Regions from separate parts of the Homo sapiens genome. Here region 1 is linked to region 2. Evidence: chromatin loops called from intact Hi-C (ENCODE). Cell type or tissue: heart right ventricle. All regions are shown on one strand. Links, peaks and the distances in the headings refer to the core of each region. The heading gives the core; the rest is flanking DNA.

The links. Hi-C counts contacts between places; a loop is a spot of excess contacts. Peaks named below come from ENCODE experiments on the same cell type or tissue, not always from the same donor. Only the 100,000 strongest peaks of a DNase experiment are listed, where the experiment ranks them.
Region 1: it touches region 2 in a loop (2.6-fold over the local background); 11 of 110 quality-filtered maps call a loop at or near these places.

Annotation. Positions count from the first base shown.
Region 1 is chr4:119,368,527-119,373,915 of GRCh38, reverse strand. It overlaps the pseudogene KLHL2P1. Among named protein-coding and RNA genes, the nearest start is that of LINC01061, 39 kb to the left of the region's middle. In heart right ventricle, for the core only: no CTCF peak of the experiment used is centred there; a DNase peak (open chromatin) is centred at 3,295; H3K4me3 peaks cover 1,575 bases.
Region 2 is chr4:119,312,196-119,317,584 of GRCh38, reverse strand. FABP2 (fatty acid binding protein 2) reads left to right here. Exons shown (of 4, transcript NM_000134.4): 4 at 1-335. Among named protein-coding and RNA genes, the nearest start is that of FABP2, 7.2 kb to the left of the region's middle. In heart right ventricle, for the core only: a CTCF peak has its summit at 3,032 (motif pointing left); no DNase peak of the experiment used is centred there.

The DNA of each region.
Region 1 (5,389 bases), core at 191-5,190, 56 kb before region 2:
TCCATTTATTTCAATAATACAATAATATAAACATTCCTTCCCAAGTAAACTTATTTAAGCAAAAATTGACTCACTGTAGAGAAAAACATTAAAAATTTAATAGCATCAGCACTTGTAGAATATAGCAAAATCCTGAAGCTGGCCCACAAATGATTACAAGTGATCAGAATGTGGAAAACCCTGATTTAGGAGATCAGATTTAATATTCTAATATTTCAATATCTAATATAATTCTGATCCTGTGGTTTTACATATCACTGAAAAAGAAGAATGTGCTTTAATCTGGAGCTATCATAATCCCATGGCTTACTTTCTACTGAAGTGGATAAATTGTACTATCGGTAACAAATGTGAGAAACACCTAGCAATGTAAAGAGGTGATTTCTTAATTTGCTATTTAGGTCACAAAAATATCTTGGGCATTGTAACTAAAAGGTCCAATGAATAAATTTATGTCTTTGAAACTTATTTTCTGAGCTCTCTAAAGCAAAGGAGCAGTTGAACAGTGCTGCTTCTCATATGAAGTAGAATTACATTGATAAAATAAACCCCCAGCCACCATCTAATGGAAATTTCCATCTAGTGCAGAGTTGCACTAGTGTTAACACTGAGATTGATTAAAAATAACCCCAAGGCACTCTATGATCCTGAAGTATATTCCAAAACATCAAAGATGGAGCAATTATAATTTGATATATATTTTGAATGTTAATAATATTTTCTAAGAATCTAAGAGTGATTAAATTCCATATAGTATATACACTGAGGGAAGGCCACACTCCAAAAGCCAAAATATCTCTCTTGGGTACATCTGCCTCTAGGAAAAATGCAAAGCGGACAGTGAATGTAAAGAGGCCCTCGCCCCTCCTTCCTACATCCTTCTCCTTTAGTTCTATTCCATCAACCCAACCCTGAGTCTCTTCACTCTCAGTTTATCTGTGTGCCATCTAAAATCATGAGAACCCTGGTGTTCTCACCATGGGCTCAGTCCCTTTCAAGTCACTACTAACAGCACTGCTTCATTTCATTTGCTTCACAGCACCTACTGCTGTCAGCACTGATGTTATGTATTTGTTCCCATGTTTACTGTCTTCCTGCAAAGGAATGTAAGCTCTGTGGCAGTAGGATCACGTCTGTTACCCCCTGCCACATCCTCAGGTCTCAGAATGTGTACCTCATAAATGAATCAACCTGAACATAATTTTATGACTCCCATGTGTATTTCTATTTTGAGATACAATTGTGCATGTCCTTTGAGACAAAATTACAAACTCTGTTTCTAGGAATGTATATGTACCAGACACTTCTTGTATCCTACTACAAATCCTCTCAGCCTTACTTCTTGCCCAACCCACCACTGCGGCAACCAGGCCCAAGCAGGCTTTGACCACCTTTCTGAAGATGTATCGTAACAGGGCCTCACCCCAGCCCCCGGCCATACCTCTCTCTGGCTTCCTATCCTAGGCCTTCAGTGATGCACTGGGCTCATACCCACATAGTCTGGAAGCATGTGGGAAATAATGCTGTGGGACCACCCTTGACTAGTGGAGAACGGATCAAAGGAAGAGAAATACTTCCCCCTGGTATTCTCCTAGAAGACAGTTCTGAGACATATGTTATAAGGCTTTCAAAGGTCCTGTCACATGTAGCTATGGCCAGATCTGTACTGCACCTATGAACCGGTTTTCCCTCCTTTCCAGCTCAAGTCCTCCATTCACTCACTGTGGCTCCTTGGGATCACTTCCCAAATAAATGAACTGCATGTAAGCCTTGCTTGCAGAAGGACCCCAAGCTGTTATATTACACAATGGAACAAACTGTGAATGTGAATATACTTAGCTATAGAACTATTAATTATAGTGTTGTTTAAATTATAAAAAATTGAGAAGAACTTAAATGTCCAATAACAAGAGAAAAATGAAGTCAATTCTATAATATCAATGAAATTGAATATTTTGCAGCTCTTAAAAGAGATCTAGTAGACAAATATTTAATGACTTGGAAAAATGTTTCTAATACATTTAGTATAAAAAGCTAGTTTCTAAAAGAATCTACAGTATGACCCCTTTTTTGGGTAAACACATGTGTGCATAACAACAGACAGTATTAGAGGGCTATACCACAATTGTTAATACGTTTTATCTCTGGTTAGGTGTGATATGAACATTTCCTATTTATTTTTACATATTTGTTAAATTTTATGTATTTGTTAAGTGGTGCATTTTCTATGTACCATTTAAATGGTCAAATATTATTTAAAAGAAAGTCAGGGAGCAAGTAAAGGAATGTCTTTCTGGATCTCTACAATGCTAACAAATATAACAAGGGTTAAGGGGAGCTATATATGGACTGTGGCTTCTCTGGGAAATATTACCCACCACTCACTAGAGATTGCCTCACTTTGGCGTGTTGAAAGGCCTTTGGAGTCTGAAAGGCCTTTGATCATCAAGCCAGTGTTTTGTAGAACAGTAACCAGGCTCTACACGTTACTCTTCCTGTTCGGTGAACAGCAACAGTTTTAAGTGTTTGGAGAAACATGAAGTAGAAGGACATAGCCCCTGATTAAATAAATCTAACTTAAAATGTTGTCATTTTGAAAAACAGGGAAAAAAAAAAGCTTTTTTATTTGTATATGTTGATTTCCAACCAATGGAGACAAATAAAAGGCTGCACATTTTTTACTTTGGAGATGCTTTCTGCAATGAACAAAGAAATGGAGGGGAGAAGCCACCACTGATCAGTGAAGACACTGTAGAGCATGAGAAATGGAAGACACCCAAGCCAAACAATTAACATCTGTGTGACACTCTCACATCAGCTGCATATTTTAAAGTAAGTTGCTTTCATCCTACTTCACATTGTTTGACAAGCCAAATTACATAGAAGATGTTTTGCTTAGACAAGTATACTCCTTCTGCTTGGCTATTAGGATCTATAGTTTATTTTCAGCTTGGGCATTTATTCCATAGGGGGAAATAATTTATGTAGTATGTCTTTTAAATCCTGAGCCATTAGCAGTTTGTTTATTAGGAAGAGACTACCAAAGGGTCCGATTGCTCCATATATATATAACTTCTAAATATCTAAGAAAACATGCAAGCATGAAAAGACAGCTTTTGTTGTTGCTGTTGTTTTTGACTCGGCTAGCCATAGCTATCCTGCAAGGTGGAGCTTGGGGAGGAGTGTGGGGAGAAGGCAGGCAAGGGTGATGTGTTTAGAAGATGAAACGCTTAGTGACAAGAAAGGCAGATCTGGGTGGAGAGTCATGGTTGGATGCACATAGCAGAGGGCTGGGTTTTGCGGTCAAGGAGTAGGGTTTTGAGATGTAGAAGTATGAATAAGGAGATGGCAGGATGCCAAGGACAAGCATTTCCTATGTCAAAACTCTGCACCGGGCCAGCCCCCTACATCCCAGAAAGAGGAAGGAAACTTTCTTCCACCTTCTTTCCTGTAACCCACATGCAACCTCGCCTGCCTCCTCCCAACACTCCACCCCTAGGAATAGGTATGTCCCACAGAGTTTAAAAAAACAAAAACAACAACCTCCCCCCACCACAAAAAAAAAACTGTCTGATTAGGTCATATTAATAGCTAATAACACAAGATCTTCCAGAATAAATCCCCTTCTAGGGGTTTTTAACATTTTAAGAGAGGTTGACTCTTAAGCAGAATACAACTGCAATTGGTGGCATTTCCAATGTTATAATTAATGAAGTAGAAAAGCAAAGGTAGTATGGAGAGAAGAAATTTGGGGGCAAAGCAGCCTCAGGCAGACTGAAAGCCATCTCTCCTACACTATCCTTTTTCCAGTTGCTACTTCTACTACTTTTAACCCAAGGTTTCTCTTAAAAGTCCGACTTATTTGAGAGTGGGTCAAATGGATAATGAAGACACCACCTACCTTTCAGGTTATTGAAAAATTAAATGTCAGTCAACGATTTAACACAATGCATGGCAATGACCATGTAGCACATCAGCTCTGACTCAGGGCTTTTTTTCTTGGATTGAACATTCTACCTCATGAGAATTGAACACCAAGATTTAGTCTCTCCCGCATAAGATGATGTTTTATCCCAGATCATTCACAATATAGGTAGCTTCCTTTTTTGATCAAATATTCTCAACATAAAAGATGTAATCAGGGAAAATTTGCAAAAAAAGAAACATAGCATACAAAAATGAGAAATGTATTTGATGCTTCATTAGTTATCAAATATAGAACCATGAGAGTGCATTTTATAAGTATAATACAAAATGTTTTTACTTTTCTTTCTAGCACCTCCCAATTCAAACAACAAAATGTTTCCAGACAATATATATTCAAACTAAAGTACAGTAAGCCTTGGCCCTTAGCATATTTTTGCTGTCACTGTAAACTAATCAACTCCCTTAGAAAACAAATAAGGAACATTGATCAATAGATACCAAAAAATATAAACGTTTAAAACATTTGACCCTAAAATTATGTTTCTGAAAATCTACCTTGAGAAAAAAGTCCAAAAAATGGAATAAGATACATAAATGACTTTTACTTTAGCATTACTTAGTAGAAAAAAAACCAGAACCAACTAAAGATCTAACAATATGGCAACAATTAAGTAAAATATGATAAATCCACATGATGAAATGTTATAATCAGTAATAATAAAGACTAATAATGGCTTTAAAAATAACTAACATTTCTAAAGTATTTGCTATAACAAACAATCCTATTATAAAATTAAATGGACTTGGCACACAGCTTTAACCTATCATCATATTAGAACAACTTAATGGACAACAAGCTCCTCTGATCTCAGGAAACTTAAAAAATAAAACAATGTTGACACAAACAGAACGAACTACTGAACACTTCCACACCAAGTATTTTTAACACGTAGTGGACAGAGTAAACAAAGTGTTCTACTGGTTTTTTTAATGACAGCTTGGCTCCTGCCCTTGCATCCTTCACTCCTACAGCTGGCAGCACTGGATGTGGATCCCATCCCATCTCTAGTCAGAGGAGACACATATCCATTAACATGCTAAACTGTAATAAACCCTTACAATGCAATACTCATCAATAAACAGGGACGACTACTGAAATACACAACAGCATAGATGACTCTCACAAATATGTTATGAGGAGGAAGTCAGCCTTAAAAAAAATACATTCTGTATGATTCTATTTATATGAAGTTCAAGAACAGGGAAAACTAACCTATTATAATAGAAATCACATCAATGGTTGCCTGGAAAGGGAGTGGGAGATTTATTGGGAAGAGACCTGAGGTTATAAATGCTCAATACCTTGATTTGGGTGTGGATTAATAGATGTGTACATTTGTTATAACTTAGCAAACTGTACAGTTAAGATCTATGGTATGTAAATTATATCCCACTAGGGGAA
Region 2 (5,389 bases), core at 266-5,265:
TATATATTAAAATGTAGGAAGAAAAATGTTTGAGTACCTGATGAAAATGAATAGAGAGTATGTAATCTTTGAAAGCTGAATACTGCGTGTTCTCACTTATAAGTGGGAGCTAAATAATGTATACACATGGACACACCAGAGTGTAGAATAATAGACACTGGAGACTTGGAAGAGTTGGAGGGTTGGCAGGGGGCGATGATAATTTACTTAATGGGTACAATGTACATTATTCAGGGGGTGATGGTTACAGCCCAGACTTTACCACTATGCAATATATCAATGTAACAAAACTATACTTGTACTCCTTAAATTTATATAAAAATACCTTAAATCTATGTTCATTTTATAATTTCATAAAAATCTTCACATAGGAAATAGTAATTATTTAGATTTTCACATGCTTCTCTTCATAAAAGCTCAATGTATTTTTATCCCTCTAATCTTATGTGTCTACCATATATGAATCAGGAAAAGGCAGGTATTAATCTCAATACAAAAACTGAGAGAGACAAAGGCACAAAGAAGTTTATTAGCTTGTCTAATATTGTACAAAGTCCATGATGAACAGAAGAATTAAATGTAGGTCTTGACTTTCAGCCTAGATCATTATGATCTATGCTATTACTCAGCCTGTTATAAACAAAAATATATTAAGAAAAAAAATGTCCTTAATTCCTCAGTGGCACCCAAGAATAGCACTCTAAATGAGTCAGGTCAGACTGTAAAATAATGGTGTTGAGTGATTAGACACTTATCTATTTCTAGTCTCATTGCAGGCTGACTTTTTTCACCATTTATATCCTTTCTAGAATTAAATTTCCACTATTTATTAGTATTGGAGAACAGCCTATTATTTGTTAAGTGACTTCCATTTCAACAACCGTTTTTCGGGAAAACCAACCTTGTCATTACACCACCCTGCTTGGCCAAAAGAGGGTCCCTGACCCAAGAGCAGCCAATCTACCACAATTTGGCCAGATCATGAGCTCTGTGTAGAAGGAAAAATGACAACTAACTGAACCTGCAAGAACCTCTTTCTAGGGAGTTTGAATTTGAGAAGTACACAGTTAGTAGTTGATAGCAAGGAAAAAGGCTTAAAGAGGACAAATAGAGCAGACAATAAGTAGAAGTCATGAGTACCTGAAACTATGAACAAGCAGTAACCATAGGGTAGATAGCAGAATGTCGGGGCAGTCAGAAGCAGTTGGAGTAGTAGAAGCTGAAATATTTACACATGCAATATGGTATCTGGGATTTGCTTCAAATTGCTTTCTCCCCAATCTAGGGTTGGGGAGGAAGATTGATACAAGTTGGCAATTCTTGCAGCTGTTGCAAAGTGCCTGACACATAATAACATATGATAGGTTCACTGAATAGGAACACAGGAATTCATTATATTCATCTCTGTACTTCTGTATGTATTTGAGATTTTCCATAACAAGAAGTTAAAAATATAGTACTTACATACACATATAACTCCAGAATCCAACCACTTCCCATCACTTCCACTGCTATCACCTTAGTATGAGCCACCATTATCTTTTTCCTGGATTACTGTTACAACTCTCTAAAAAGCCCAAGAACTTCTACCTTCCCTACTCCACCCCTTTAGTCTCTTTTTCTACACAGCAGCCAGAAGGATCCTTTAAAAATCTAAATCTGATCACATCGCTTATCTGCTCAAACTGCTGCAATGGCTTCCATTTTCACTCAGAGGAAAAAGCCAATGTTCTTACAATGACCTGTAAGACCCTATATGATCAGATGCCCTGTTACCTCTCCAACACGTGGTCCTGTTTTTCATGAAATATCTGGGGGAAGAGTGTTTCAAGCAGAGGAAACACCCTGGAGCAAAGACACCAAGGCAGTAGCAAACCTGGTAAATTTGAAGAACATAGCCTGGAAAGAGTCCCCAAATCACCCAGAGCTGACCAAAAACAAGACCAATGTTCAGGAAACACAGGCTGACTCAGCTTTCCTAAAATTTAGGAATGATGTGGTGAAAAAGAATGGGTTTTAGAATCACAGACTTGCCCAAATTCTTGTCTGCCCATTTACTGACTAAAATTCAAGTTCTGATTCTCTATTTTTCTCATTTGAAAAATGGGGAAAATGTAATGATTTTCTGAGCTTGTTGCAATTGAGGTATTATGTATAAAACATCGAGTGTAATGCCTGGCATATACCTGGTACTCAAATGTAACATAAACATGTACCCTTCTCCTCTAGAGAAAATGGGGCAAAGTATATCCTGAGTAGATGGGAAAACTCTTTTCTTAAAATACCTCTCATGGAGTCTGCGTGAGAGAGTGAGCCTTGGCCTGGTAGATGAGAATACTTAGTTCCAGTCCAGTCTGTGACATAACTAGCTGGGGACTTTGGGAGAGTCTCTTCATCTCTTTGGAATGTAGTTTAATCATCTTTAAAATGAGAGGATTGAACTAGATCTCCAAATTTTCTTTCAGTGCTAAGATTCTATGATGTCTGAATGACATTTAGTGATTCCTTCCTTTCTTAAGCAGCCTTTTTGGTGTGGGTCACAGGGGACAGGACATTAGAACAATGGAAGGTAGGATGGGAAGAGGGAAATATTTACATTATAAAGTATGGCTGGTTTCATGGGTGTATGGCTTGTGTGGGCTCAGAGGGCCCTGTGCTTGGTTTAATGCTCTTTTCTTACTGTCCTAAAATTCTCAATACTTTTTGAACAACTTCTGCATTTTCATTTTACACAGGGCCCTGAAAATTATGTGGCTTGTCCTATTTCTATGGATTGACTATTAATAAGTACAAAAGATATTTTCCTATGAGCAACTAGAGAGAATGGTAGCAAGACATCTCTAGGCACCTAAAGAAGGGTGAATGGATGGATGGAAAAGATAGTTGCCTGGGATAAAATGGAAGTGAGATAAGGTTATGTGGTGATGGGGAAGGGAAAAAGGAGGTAGATGGTCACTTCATCATTAAGAAGTGCTTCTTTACCTTTTGCTACTTGCTTTCTCTAAACTATAGTATAAGAATGCCATCTGCTGGCCAAGGATACAGACTCTTTCGGAGGTTTCCAATGCAGTGTCTTTGCCGCATTTCAGTGTCTAGGGAGTGTTCCAGAAAGGTCTGATATACCGTAGTCTACACTTTAAAATGTTAATTATTAAATGCTTCTTCAGTTCCAAACTCCACACTAAACAAAGCTAATACAAAGACTCCTCTTGAACCGATCCACTAAAACTGCTTTCATTTATTGAACAAAAAATAATTTTAAAAAAGCACTATGTGCCAGACAGCAAGTATTTAATGATGAACACTATTGGTAGAGATATTTAGGTGATTAAGAATTTCCTCAAATGGATACAAACTCTCAGGCTCATCTTGGGTCTGAATCGAAATACCAAGAATAGCATCATCATCTTCAGCATTGGATGGTCATCTAGAGTAGGGTTATACTCTCACTCAGTGGGTGCTAATATGCAGGGTGGTGTATATTGCCTTCAGGCCCGATGACCAACCTTCAAGCTATTGTCTGGAACAGATTTTACTGGAGAATTGACTGGAAAAGAAGAGTATGCAAGACAGTGGCAGAAGATGAAAGTTTGAAGCAAATGGTGGAAATCAATAGTCATGGATAAAGCATAGTGTTCCAGAGGGCTTCTCTCATCCATATATATCCTCATTGAAGATTCCATTAGAATGATGGATTGCGAGAAGTCCTCCCTGCCATGTAATCAAGATTTCCAGGAATGAAAGAGGGAGCTTAAACAATTAGTAGTTAGGACTGCTGTGAAATGAAGGAGTAGTAGAACTCTGAAGGAGGACAGGCAAGGAAGTGCTCCCTAAATGTCAGCCCAGTTTCAAAGCCACATCTCTCAGATTACAGGTAGTGTAACTGTTCTTATCAAATGATTCTGGCACACTCACTATATTCACTGGAGAAAACACCTGAAAGTCAAAGAACAGTACTCTTCCTAAACTTGAAAACAAAATGTCTTTTAGGTAAAGGAGTATATGCTCAATGCCTTCACTGGGTTTTAATTTAGAAACTTTTAAACAAGATTTTTTTTAAAAAAAGGATACTGAAGGGCATCATTGTGACACAGAACTTCCTCTCTTTAACATATACTTGGAACAGAGAAACCTCAGTAAAGATGGAGGTTATTTCACAATCCCAGTCCAGACTGAGTGTTTGTCCTGCATGTTCCCATGGCACAAAGTGTTCAACTCCAGCAATACCATTACTCTATATTCAATCTGCTTGCCTGCCTCCTCTAGTTTGTGAGCTATATGAGGGCAAGGATAGGGTCTTATATCTATACCCCACACTGTATCCCTCTAACACATAGCAAATATTAATGATTGTAATTTGGGGCATGCTGGGCAGCCCCAGCCTCAGAAAGCCAGCTTTCCCCATTCTTTCTTAAACCCAGAAGATCTACTGAGGGAATAAGTCCTTGTTGTTCTTTACAAACAGATAAACTTATTCTGAACCAGATCACCCTAGCCATATCTGATTAGGTCAAAAATGGCCACCTGACCCAAGGGCAGTCAATTTCTATACTTGAGAGCAGCCAATGATAGGAGAACTCTGTCCAAGACCAATAATTCTCATTAATTAAAACCAGGTAGGGTCTCTGTTGAGAATTTGACTTCAATACACAGAGAAAGTCATTAGCTAGTAATGATGGGCAAAAGTTAAGATACAGATGGAAAAGCAAACAACAGATGCCATGAGGTAAAAGCAGTCATGATGAGTTCTAGTAAACAAAAACCGGATAGAAGAAAAGAGGGGTGAGATAACATTTTTAGATGTGGAAGTAATGAATTCTTGCTTCTGGTGGATAAAAAGATAACTTGTTCAGTATAGGCTCCTCGTATTCTGAGTAGCCAAGAATACATATTCCTTTAACCAAATATGAACCAAGCACCTACCATGTGCTAAATATGACATGAGTTTTAGTGGTGAACAAGACAAATCTATTTTGTTCCCATGGAACTTTGAATCTGCTTAGCTTAGAATCTAGACATAGAAGACATATTGAATAAGTAAAAATTATTGCGATAAGTATTATAAAGGAGTAACGGTAGGCTTTCATAGAAATATATGCAATCTTGAATTATACTTTCCATTGAACTATTTTTCATAAGATGCTTAATTGTACAGACTTTCTTGAATTATTAAAGGGCCTAACTCACACATCAGACTCCTGTCATCCTTATTTTCATACAAATTGGCTCCTACACACAAGGGGGATATCATAAAATCTAAATAAATGCTTTATTTATAAAACATAGCACTAACTCAGATACAGTTAAATGCAACTCCTTCTACCACTACAAGTTAACATTTATTAATACATGGTGTTTCCAATGTGCCAGGTATTTTTCAAAGTGCTTT